Linked DNA regions of Homo sapiens: region 1 is linked to region 2. Evidence: chromatin contacts called from ENCODE Hi-C or POLR2A ChIA-PET data. All regions are on one chromosome and are shown on one strand. The core of a region is the stretch at or near the end of the contact, and the rest is flanking DNA. Distances in the headings are between cores, read along the strand shown.

Region 1 (5,494 bases), core at 2,018-4,517, 310 kb after region 2:
ATCACAGCTTACATTACCCATCTACTTAGGCAGCAAACAGCATATGTTTTACTGCTGTGGAAAGGCAGTACTTGAGAGGAAAATATGATTAAAATAAACTTAGAGATAACCTGATGAATAAATACAAAAAACCCCTCTGTGTTAATTGAAAGTTAGGGTGTGTGTGTGCATGTGTGTGTGTGAAGGAAAGGATGTCTTAGTACATTCAGGAAGTAAGAAAATAAAGAGTACATCTTTCAGTGTTGCCGGGTAGAATGCAGGATTCCCAATTAAGTCAACTTTCAAATGAAAAATGAATAATATTTTAGTATAAGTATATTCCAAATTGTGCATGCTCCATATTCCATGCAATATTTGAGACATTCTTATACTAAAATATCATGAGTTGTTTATCTGAAATTCAAATTGGAGCCCCCTAGTCCCCCACACATCATAATTTATTTATTTATTTTGCTAAATCTGACAACCATAGTTTTCAGCTGCTGTTATTAATGGTTTTAATCAGTGTTCCCAGTGTTCCAGGTGAAAGGACAGCTATCAACAGGCAAATCTATTTTGGAAGATATGATTTCAAATATTTGTATGCTTTTTCTGTTCATACAAATCCAGCAAGGATTTTGAACATTTATCTGAATGATGCAGTCAATAATAAAGCTAGTATGGATAACTTAGGAAATAGATCTCCCCGCCCCACATCCCCAGTTTTAGATTCTGGTTTGGAACTATTTGGATAATTATTTCACTTCGGCTATACAAGCTTATCTTTTTTCCCCCATTTATGAATTTGATCTATTATTTTAGACTAAGATCTATTTGCAGTCATAAAATAGGAGACAGGCTTTAAACACTCTACAAGTACACATTTGTATTCTTATGGTGAGATAGGCATTCAACTGGAAGGTTAAATGGAGTTCAGATAATTTCTTTTTTTATTCTTTGCTCTGGCTTTTGTCTCATGTCTTTCAGCAAAAGTGAATAAAGATGTCTCCATTTTACACCAAAAGATTCAATTACTTTTCAAATGCTGGGTCAACATCTGCAGATGAACAATCTTAACCAACGTATTTTGATTCTACACAAACTTATGTGACACTTTTGTTTTCTCTCCAAGAGCAGAGAATAGATTCAAGCCTGCTATTCTGAGCTGGAGCTTCCACTGCCACTAGCACTGAACTTTTGGCAGGCAGCCAACCAATCTCTGTAGCCCAGTGAAACTGATTCCATCTGCTCCAGCAGTGCAATATATTCCACTTCAGGTCAAAAGCGGGGAGCCAGCAGTATTAACATTACACTAATCTGTAAAGACATTTTCACTGGGCTAGATAGGCTAATGTTACACAGGCTTTCAAAGCTTCAAGGGTAAGGAGCAACAGTAATTGTCAGGGGAAGATACAGTAGGCAGTGGATTCTTGCTGAGAATATTCCAAGATAGTCTAGATGAATGGTTCTAAAGAATGAAGAAAGAAAGAAAGAAATACCTTTTAAAAGAGACAAGTCATTTGCTATCTTGTTAAGCAGGTATTTCAAACACAGCTTTGGATCATATGTTTAGCAATTATAAACTCTATTGTCCTTTTTTTTTTCTCATTTACTCCTGTATCCCCAAAACTTCTTAAGCACACACGTTTACACACACACAACCTCAAAGCCTATTAAATAATTGATGAGAAGTACAATCTCTATTTAATCTCTATTTAAAAAACCTAGCTGGAAATAAATTGCTTAGTATAACCTTGGTGTTATAAAATGAGAACTATTTCCAAGCTCTTAACAGATTTGTTAAATAAAAGTGAGCATGTGGCTAACCCCTCCTCCATCTTCTCCTCCCCCTCTACTTCATCCCAGCTACCCCTCCCTGCTTTTCTGTGGTTTGTAGAAAATATGCATAGTTTGGGGATACACAGCTCTATAATCAATTGCTCTTTAAACATAAGATACCAAGGACTTTATTATAGGCCCTTAATGGAAAATACACTGAAGGAGAATACTCTGAAAGCAGATTAATGTATACGATGGAAATTTAATACCAGTAGCAGAAAGGGTCTTTTTCATTTCCCTAGTTCTTTGGTTGGGGGGAGAAAGGTAGTTTAAGATTCATGCCTTCAGGCACATCAGAAGGCATTAACAACTACATTTCAGGAAATTGTAATGTATAAAAATTCAATTTAGCCTGCTTGATTTTCTTTTAGTAGAAGAGGAAAAATGTTTGGCTGGAAATAAACCGTATGAAAATTCCCACAATTAGGAAGTATACAGCTATGTTTTTGCTATAATTTGATGTTATGCACAGTTGACGTGAAAAATTACTTTTGTGCTAGAATGATAGATTTCCCTCTAGATGGAAATATGCTATCTCTGTAATTTAAAAAGTAACAAAACCCACACATAATTTCAGTTTTCTTTCCTTACAGAGTAAGTGAAAATCTAGGGTTATACAAAGTTTTCACTTATCTTCCTCTTTTTTAAACTTAAATATGAAAGCTGTTTGGAAATTTGTAAAACTATTGGGCTTTTCAATCTCAGAAAATAATGAAGTAAATTTGGCAAGCATTTTTATTGTACATATTTAACACTTACTCCCTCCATTTATTCCTTGTCATAAAAATTTGGCTATAAAAGGAACTAAACTTACATAGAATTGAAGACCTCCCCTTCTTTTTTTTTTTTTTTTTTTTTTTTTTTACAGTTCTCCATCTAAATGGAAAATTCACACAGGGTACAGGCTAATGAATATGCATGAGTCTTCATGCATTGATATACATATGATTTCTCGTCTATAAAGAACGGTTTGGAAGACTTGTTATCTGACCAGAAAAGCCTGTAGTAAGTTGAGATAAAGGATGCTGACTCCAATCCCCTCAGCCTTTGCAACTGCTTTATATTCTAATCACTGCGCTAAGCATCTGTCCCCGGCAGGCAGCTTGTTCAATCTAGCAGATAACGAATGCAGCCCAATGGTGGCTGTGCTGGCCCTTCCCCACGCACGCGAGGAGCTAGTGTTCCATTCCTCTGATTACACAGGCAGCGGGAAAGCACTCTCAGAGCTGTAATTGCCTCCGTTTTGAAACATCTTCACCTGTTAGCCAAAGCTAAGTTGAATCACAGCAGAAATTATTAACAGTGGCTGTTTTCAAGCCAGCTTAATTTGAGCTGATGCTGCTGTTCACTTAACCCAGATGAATAGGTGTGCAGGACGAGAGTCTAAGCAGAGATGACACCCCAATGAATATTCGCTCGCAGCCCTGCTGCGGGGAGCTGGCTTGCACAACAACAGACGATTGTTAAAAAGCTAAGGGGGACTGGGGCGTTGGACGGGACTGGCTCCTCTTCAGGCACCTCTGTGCTCGTGAGAACTTCCTGACTGATGGCTGCTTTTAACAGCTAAATCATTTTTTCAATTAGTTTCCACAAATGTTGGCAAACACAGACTGTTTTTGGGGTTGTGCACAATGGTGTGAGAAACACTACCCTGCTTCCAGAGTGGCCAGAAACACTCTTTTTCAGAGAGCTGAACAGGCATTAAAATTTAATGGTCTGCTTTCATTTTCTCCGCAGTGTGCTTCAAGATGATTATAAATTACAGCATTCTGCTTACTTTTGACGGAATAAGTCATGTATCAGCATTTGATTTAGAAGCTATGTGTGCTTGACATATGAAACACATCTTGCAGATGTGATTTATCACAGAGCTCTTTTTTTTTGTTTCAGGACAAAATAGCTGAACAGGAGGCTCACCATTGTGACAGTGACCGCCATCCCCACAGTGGGGGTATGGCTGTGGCTTCCGAAGATTGAATCTTAGGAGTCTGAAAAATCTGAATTTATCTCTATTTTTCAAGTTGAGGAATTCTTTTGTTTTTCAAAGCTCAACATGATTCCTAAAGATCTCACTCTTTAAAAAAAAAAAAAACAAAACTGCTGGGAAAAGATGGGCAAGGCATTACTAAATATGGGAATTTTCTCCCAAAGTTAGATGGGGTGTCACAGAGCAAGACATCCCCCTGTAATGCCAGGGCAATTTGGGAAGCTGCTGGCTTATAGGGCCTCTGATGCAATATGACTGGCTCAGGAGGCAGGTTGAGAGCAGATGGGGGATTTGTCATTTGGATGGGTATGAGACTAGAGGGATGGTCTATAAAGGCAAAGCCTGATTCTGCTGTCAGCTAGTATATTTCTTTGCCTCTGAATCTATATCTGCTGGTGAACTGAGCTGCAACATGGCCAATCCATTCATTTCAGCATCTCTTTAGCAACAGCTCTGATGACTGTCGCCAAAATAGTTGTGTGAGGACCCACACTGATCATGAAATGATTTAACCAAACAATCAGCTGGGCCATGCTTTATTTACCAAGTCTGACTAATAACTATAACAAAGCTGCAGAAATCCTAAATATTATTTCAGAATCACATTTCCCGTAGAAGGTGTAACTTGGAAGTATATTCCCCTTCTTTGTCTCCTACTGCATCCTTTGCATCCTTATAAAACCAAATTCACGTTTCACCTTACCTCTTCTGTGTAGCTTTATCAGCACCTCCTGTTAGTTATTCATGGCCTCTTCTCTTTGGACAGTCTATTCCAGTACTTGTGACACCGTACTGTAATTATCTGTGATCTTTCTTCCTCCCCCTATGTTATTCTGTAAGACCTAACTCTTAATCATCTTCCTCTCCTCAGTCCCTAGTATACAGCCTGACATAAAATAGGCTCTCAATAACATTTTTAGGTGAATTAATGTTGAATGAATATATAAATGAATGATTATTTCAGTCAAAGGAATATGTGAGAGTATATAGCAGGCCTGGTAATAGTCCCTTAACATCTCTTTCTCCTTTTCATATGGGAAAAGAAATCTCAGTTTTTAGCTGGGCACGTGGCTTCCTGGAATTAAGACTTTGTTTCTCAGCCTCACCTGCAGCTAGGCATGATTATTTTCTAGAATGGGTCAATGGGATGTAGGTGGAAGTGGTATGGTAATTTAGGCAGTGTTCTTGAGCACAGCTGGACAGAGACTGTAATGGCTGCAGCTCTAGCAGTCAGTTTATACTCCAGGGTGTTCTTGGGATTGAAAGCCCTGTACTGCAGAACAAGATTGAAGGAATTGGGGGTTCTGGTACCACAGAGAGCACACTAACCCTGGCCTGATTACTTACAGGTTTCTTGAATGTGAGAGGAGAAAAACAAAAGCAAAAAAAAAAAAAAAAAAACTCACCCTCATAAACTGTGTGAATTGAAATCCTTGCTATGATTTACCAGCAGGACCAGCTACATAATTTGTAGGCTTTGGTGCAAAATAAAAATGAGATATCCTTTGTTCAAACATGATTAACAATCCCAAGACAGCAACAGCACAGATTAAAGCAGATGCATAGAACCCTGTGTGATGAAGCTGACCTTGCTTACAAGGCCTGATATTACTTGATTCCTGCCAAAACTTCTTGAAACTCACTTTGTATCAATGCCATCATCACTTACTGCATTTTAGCCACAGAGGC
Region 2 (5,456 bases), core at 795-3,294:
TAATATTCCCTGAGTTCAAGTCCTAACTCTGTTCCTTATTAGCTCTGTAAGCTTTGTGACCCAGTTCATCACCTTTAATATGAGTATATATCATGATATCCATTTCATAGGGTTGTTTACATACTCTATAAAGTGCCTAGAATAGTGACTAACAATATATTTTTGTGTGAAATGACATAAAATCCAGTAGAAGCTTGTAATTAAATGTAGTGGTCATGTGATTACCAAATACCCAATTTGTCAAACTTCATTTGTCATTTGCATGGTCTCCCCTCAGTCTCATCCAGTTACCAGTTAATAATCATGGTTCCACCACTCCAACCCAGAGACGTCCCAACCAGATTGGTATTGAAAAATGGCTGGATTAATGACATGTATTTATTCTGCAGAATACCCACTATGTGTAAGAAGAACTTATAAAAAGCCCAGACTTAAGTGCATTTCAGTTTGGTGCCATCTACTTTGAAAAAAGAAAAAAAAAAGAGCTCTTTGCTTTTGTTTCAATTTATAGACTCAGTGGTGGATCAGCTCATTTAATGAGCTATAGCTGAGAGCAAATACTCCGGGAACGTCAAGTGCTAAAAGTTTGGAGGATTTGATTTTTTTCAGTCCAGTAACCAAAAGCATTTGATCTTTTATTGACAGAATATGGTTGCTGTAAAAAGAAATGAAATGTCCTAAGTATTCAGGGTTGAATAGCTATGAATGCTTTCTATTTTCACTGTTCAAACACCCTTAACTTTATGCTGTGTATAATAATATATTAGCATGTTCAGGGTTTATAAAGAAAATATACTTTTTTTCATGCAGTATTAAAATGGCCCCTTAAAAGTATATATTTCAAGGGAATGAAATTCTCTCAATGTTGTAGTTTTTTTATTAACAATTATTTTTCCAGATTAGTCTTCTGTTCCACCTAGGTAAAACAAGTAAAAATGAAAGTAGCATACAGGGATGTTTCTTATTTGAAAGAGTAGAAAATGTGGTTTTCTTCCAAATTGTGATTTCCTTTGATAAATGTGCCGTTACTTGATACTGGAGACTACGAGCACACTCAAGGGCAACACACAGCCAGGGCCTGGCAGATCCTTGTTGCAGGCCTTTGGAAACAATCCTACTGGGCTAGAATAACAGCTCCATTATTCAGCATGGCAAGTCTATCACCCTACTTACTAGCATAGTTTGGAGGTTAAACAATGGTGTCTCCTGCTACTTACCCATTATCAAATTTCTTCACAATATTTATTTAGACTACTATCACTGAAGCAAGGGCACCAACTCATAAAAACTCAACTTTCTCAGAAGTAAGACTTCATTAAAGAGAACACTCCAAGAGGAAAGTACTCTGGTTAGGAACATTCCTTTACAGTCAAGAAAATCAATTCCAACTTGAGTTTCAAGTATTTCAAAATTACTGGATGAGAGAGATATGTTACTTTTATTAAAAAATTAATGCTCTTTAGAAGACCATCACTTAAATATTAGTGTAATTCATGCTACATCACAGTTAATTGAAAATATCACTGACATTTGTAGATAAGAATGACAATAATAACTGGAAAAATGCATTTAGTTGCCAATGCCTGCAAATAAATGCCGATTTTGCTTACGGCAGACTAGAAAAATAAAAGCAGACCAAGGTATGTTTGTTGGTTATAAGGGTGGGTTGGTCTCATTTAAGTTTACAGTGGGAAATAATATTCATTTGATTTAAAAAAAATCTATGTGAATGATTTAAAGAAAGAAGAAAATCTTTGGGGTAAGTGTTGACATTTAGAATACAGAATCTGCTTTTTACCTTCAGTTGCTGAGAAACTGATCACAGCTTGGTTAATCTTTTACCAGGAAAATGTCCACTGATTAGGTAACTTAGAAACATGTTTATATTTCTTAGCTACTAGGGTAGATCTACCAGCTCAATTTACACGTTAAGCCTAGGAAGTGGAAATTCTTAACCCTGGATATGGATCTGCCCAAACGTCTGTCTTTCATTGGTCTCCAGACTTTGTTTCTATAGCGAAAGCAGCCTCTAGGGGTGGGTGTGTGGGAGAGCGCCCCGGCCCCCAGCAGACACAGGGAGTGAGATATGACAGCACTCTTTAATAATGAAGTGAGCACCGTGGCAAGCCCAGATTCTGAGCAAATTCTCTTTGAAAGGCAAGCAGCTGTGTAATCATTTATCTAGTCTTAGTAGGAAATGGCTTATTTTACACAATTTTCTCAAAAGCAAATTTGAAATCCTCATTGTAATGTGACACCTTCTCTATCCTCAAAGTGCAATGAGGAAGAGAAAATTTAATATAGGAGTCAGCTTTCCCCTCTTATCCTTCACTAACAGCAGCATACTTATTTGATATATAAAAATAATAAAGGTGAAAATTTTGGAAGAGCTGAAGTCACCTTTTTTGGGGGGTGCTTTCATTTTGCTATTGGCTGTTAGTGCTAAGCTGAATTATAACATGTTCCACAACTTTATGGAAGACAAGACTTTGTGTTAACTGCAGAGTAAACTCACCAACTTTTAGTGCTGCCAGTTGTTTACAGTGAAATGGATCCTTGATGTTTTTTTTAGATCCTTGATTTTTACAGCCTTCCAACCACTAACCTTCTCCAGTGATAAATTCTAGGGCAATTTCAAATTCAGAAAGATGACAGTCAATTCCTGAATTTAGGAAGGAAATCGTTTCTTTACATGCTTACTTTGCATTTCAAGTCCGCCAGAAAGGAAGCCCTAGCACATTTGAAAATATCTTGGGAGTTACACAAACGTATGCAAGGCATCTCAGATTTATCTTTGGCATCTCTGCCATTTATTTAGAAGCTGCGCACAAACAGAATCTGTCTTGTCCCATGCAGCCCTTCCATCGCACTAGGAATACATTATTGTGCTTCTGTTTAACATGCAGCCTTAGTGAAAGTACAAATTTGATACAGTTATACTTTTATAACCTTCAGTTTACAGTTGAGCTCTATGCCTTTTTAGTGCTGACTAGAAAATCAGATGGGATGAATCTGGGAATACAGCTTCACAATGTGCATAATCCTGGCTCTGCAACTGAGGAAAATCAATGAGGGGAAGCATTGATCTCCTTGCAGAGTGCAAATGCAGTTAGCTCAGAAACACTCTGCCGGGGATTTTGTTATTCAAGTCATTCAGCTGCACAACATGTTTTCAAACCAAGCTCTTATCATGCAGCAGCTCTCTAGATTCAGCTTAACTCTACTTACACATGCATAAAAAAACATGTCTTCCAAGAGGAAAAATAACTGCATATCCACAGTCAGCTTCTATGTTTGGTCAAGGCTAAGCAAAATAGCCTTCACTTCAGTGACATTTCACTATGTCACTGGGTGGAGAAAACTCCTGCAGGAAGATGTGAGAATGAATCACTTCAGGAAAATATTATCTTCAGCTATGATGAATTTGATGCTTGCCTAGGCTGCTTGGCCAACTTGTTTTCCTTTTTTTCATGAAAAAAAGTAAATGTAACCAAGAAATTATCTGGAGGGCCCACCATCGATATGCACGTGTGTGCAGATACAAAAATGAAATGTATTACATAGCCAAATACAGTATGTATAAAAATATATATTGCAATATTTCATACTTGTTAGTGAAAATATTTTTACAACGTAGTGCCTCCCAAGTGCAGGAAATAAATCAAACCTTTTAAAAGAGATTGCAGATGATTCATTTACTGCTGTCATAATATGGTGTTTTCTTTAATGAAAATTTATATCGTTTTTCCTGGACTCAGTGGAATAAATTTATACTGAAAGATGGAAAGTACTGATACAGTCAGTATTAAACGCATCCAGTACTTGATATGTTGTAAACAGGAGCTTGACCAAGTGAGGTATGGACTGACATCATTTGAATGTACATTTTCTAAGACTTTCCATGTTAAAACCATTCTAAATGTAGTAGAAATGAAACTTGTGGGCCGGGCGCAGTGGCTCACGCCTGTAATCCCAGCACTTTGGGAGGCCGAGCAGGCGGATCATCTGAGGTTGGGAGTTCAAGACCAGCCTGACCAACATGGAGAAATCCCGTCTCTACTAAAAATACAAAATTAGCCGGGTGTGGTGGCGCATGCCTGTAATCCCAGCTACTCAGGAGGCTGAGGCAGGAGAATATTGCTTGAACCTGGGAGGCGGAGGTTGTGGTGAGCCGAGAGCGCGCCATTGCACTCCAGCCTGAGCAACAAGAGTGAAACTCTGTCTCAAAAAAAAAAAAAAAAGGAAAAAGAAAAAAAGAAAGAAAGAAAAGAAAAGAAAGAAAAAGAAAAAAAGAAAGAAAGAAAAGAAAAGAAAGAAAAAGAAAAAAAGAAACTTGTGGTATTTGGCAATGAGACATAGCACTTTCAGGTCAACCTTATGCTAGTATCAGTAAACTACCACCAGACTGATTTAGATTCAGATAATGGATTTGTAGAAAGCAACCTGCAACTGTAAACCTCTGAGTAAGAGGGAAATAAAGCTAGCAGCTCTAGCTCCTTAGGGCATTTTTAAATGTAGGCAGGTGTAAGAAATATTACTAGGAACAGATGACCACTATGAAATCATCAAGAAAGAAGAGAAAATGAAAGATTCATATATAAAAATGTATATATATATTTTTATGTATAAATGTATATATTGAATTATATATGTATTTGTATGTATAAATGTATATATATAATTATATATGTGTGTATATATATAATTTTATGGTTCTGGAATATGAAGCAAGGACTCATGATTGACAAAGGATGGGGGCACAAATCAGAATTGAAGAGAAAATAATTCTCTCTAGTATGGTCAAGATAAAAAGCTTTCCTGGTGGGAGGTGGGAGTGTGGGAGGTCTGATGTACAGGCACATGGATAGGAGGTGAAATATGAACCATCAGGAGTGGGGTCTTATATTAGTGTTTTTGGAGCATCAACTTTGTAAACACTGTGAAGATGGTTCGCCAGGGATTGTGTTGCAGAGTATGGAAAATAAAAATAAGCCAGTCAAAGAACCTGTGGTCCTATGTTAACATTCTCCAGGATTACAAGTTTAGGGTAGGGCAGTTTTTTATTGCCCTTGAAGTGAAAAATGATGTTACTATATGATTCTTACTTTTACGACAATCTAACTGACAGCGTATTGCAATACCTTAAGAGAGATTGTAAAACCTTGAGATTATTCAGTACTGTATTAGTCAGGGTCCTGGCAAGAGAGAGGAGCCACATAGCAATTTGAACAGGGACAGTTTAATATAAAGAGTTATTAATTATAAAAGGAATACGACTAACAAGATATTGATTAGAAGTAAAAACAACTCTAAAGAAAGAATAGCATATTTATATTATATTATATCATGTATACTAGTCACTGCCCTTATGGCTGGCTGAGATAAAGAAATCAAAGAAGAGTCCCCAGGGCTGAGATCTCGATCTTATTGATGGCAGAAAAGGAAAAGTCACTAGT

Evidence for each region. A loop is a pair of places that touch in the nucleus more often than their neighbours do. ChIA-PET counts read pairs that join two places held with the same protein, here RNA polymerase II (POLR2A).
Region 1: a map of PC-9 shows a loop between it and region 2 (9-fold over the local background). The contact joins two enhancer-like sites. A Hi-C loop is called at or near these places in 1 of 168 maps with a recorded cell type or tissue (PC-9). POLR2A ChIA-PET finds 5 or more read pairs at or near these places in 1 of 52 experiments (WTC11).

The regions. Positions count from the first base shown.
Region 1 is chr5:125,197,549-125,203,042 of GRCh38, forward strand. The region is part of intron 4 of LOC101927421 (a long non-coding RNA gene); the gene reads left to right. Among named protein-coding and RNA genes, the nearest start is that of LINC02240, 290 kb to the right of the region's middle. Within about 2 kb of position 3,268, at least 2 of the 41 ENCODE cell types and tissues checked have a DNase peak (open chromatin) inside an H3K27ac peak, as active enhancers do.
Region 2 is chr5:124,886,292-124,891,747 of GRCh38, forward strand. No RefSeq gene overlaps it. Among named protein-coding and RNA genes, the nearest start is that of ZNF608, 140 kb to the left of the region's middle. Within about 2 kb of position 2,045, at least 6 of the 41 ENCODE cell types and tissues checked have a DNase peak (open chromatin) inside an H3K27ac peak, as active enhancers do.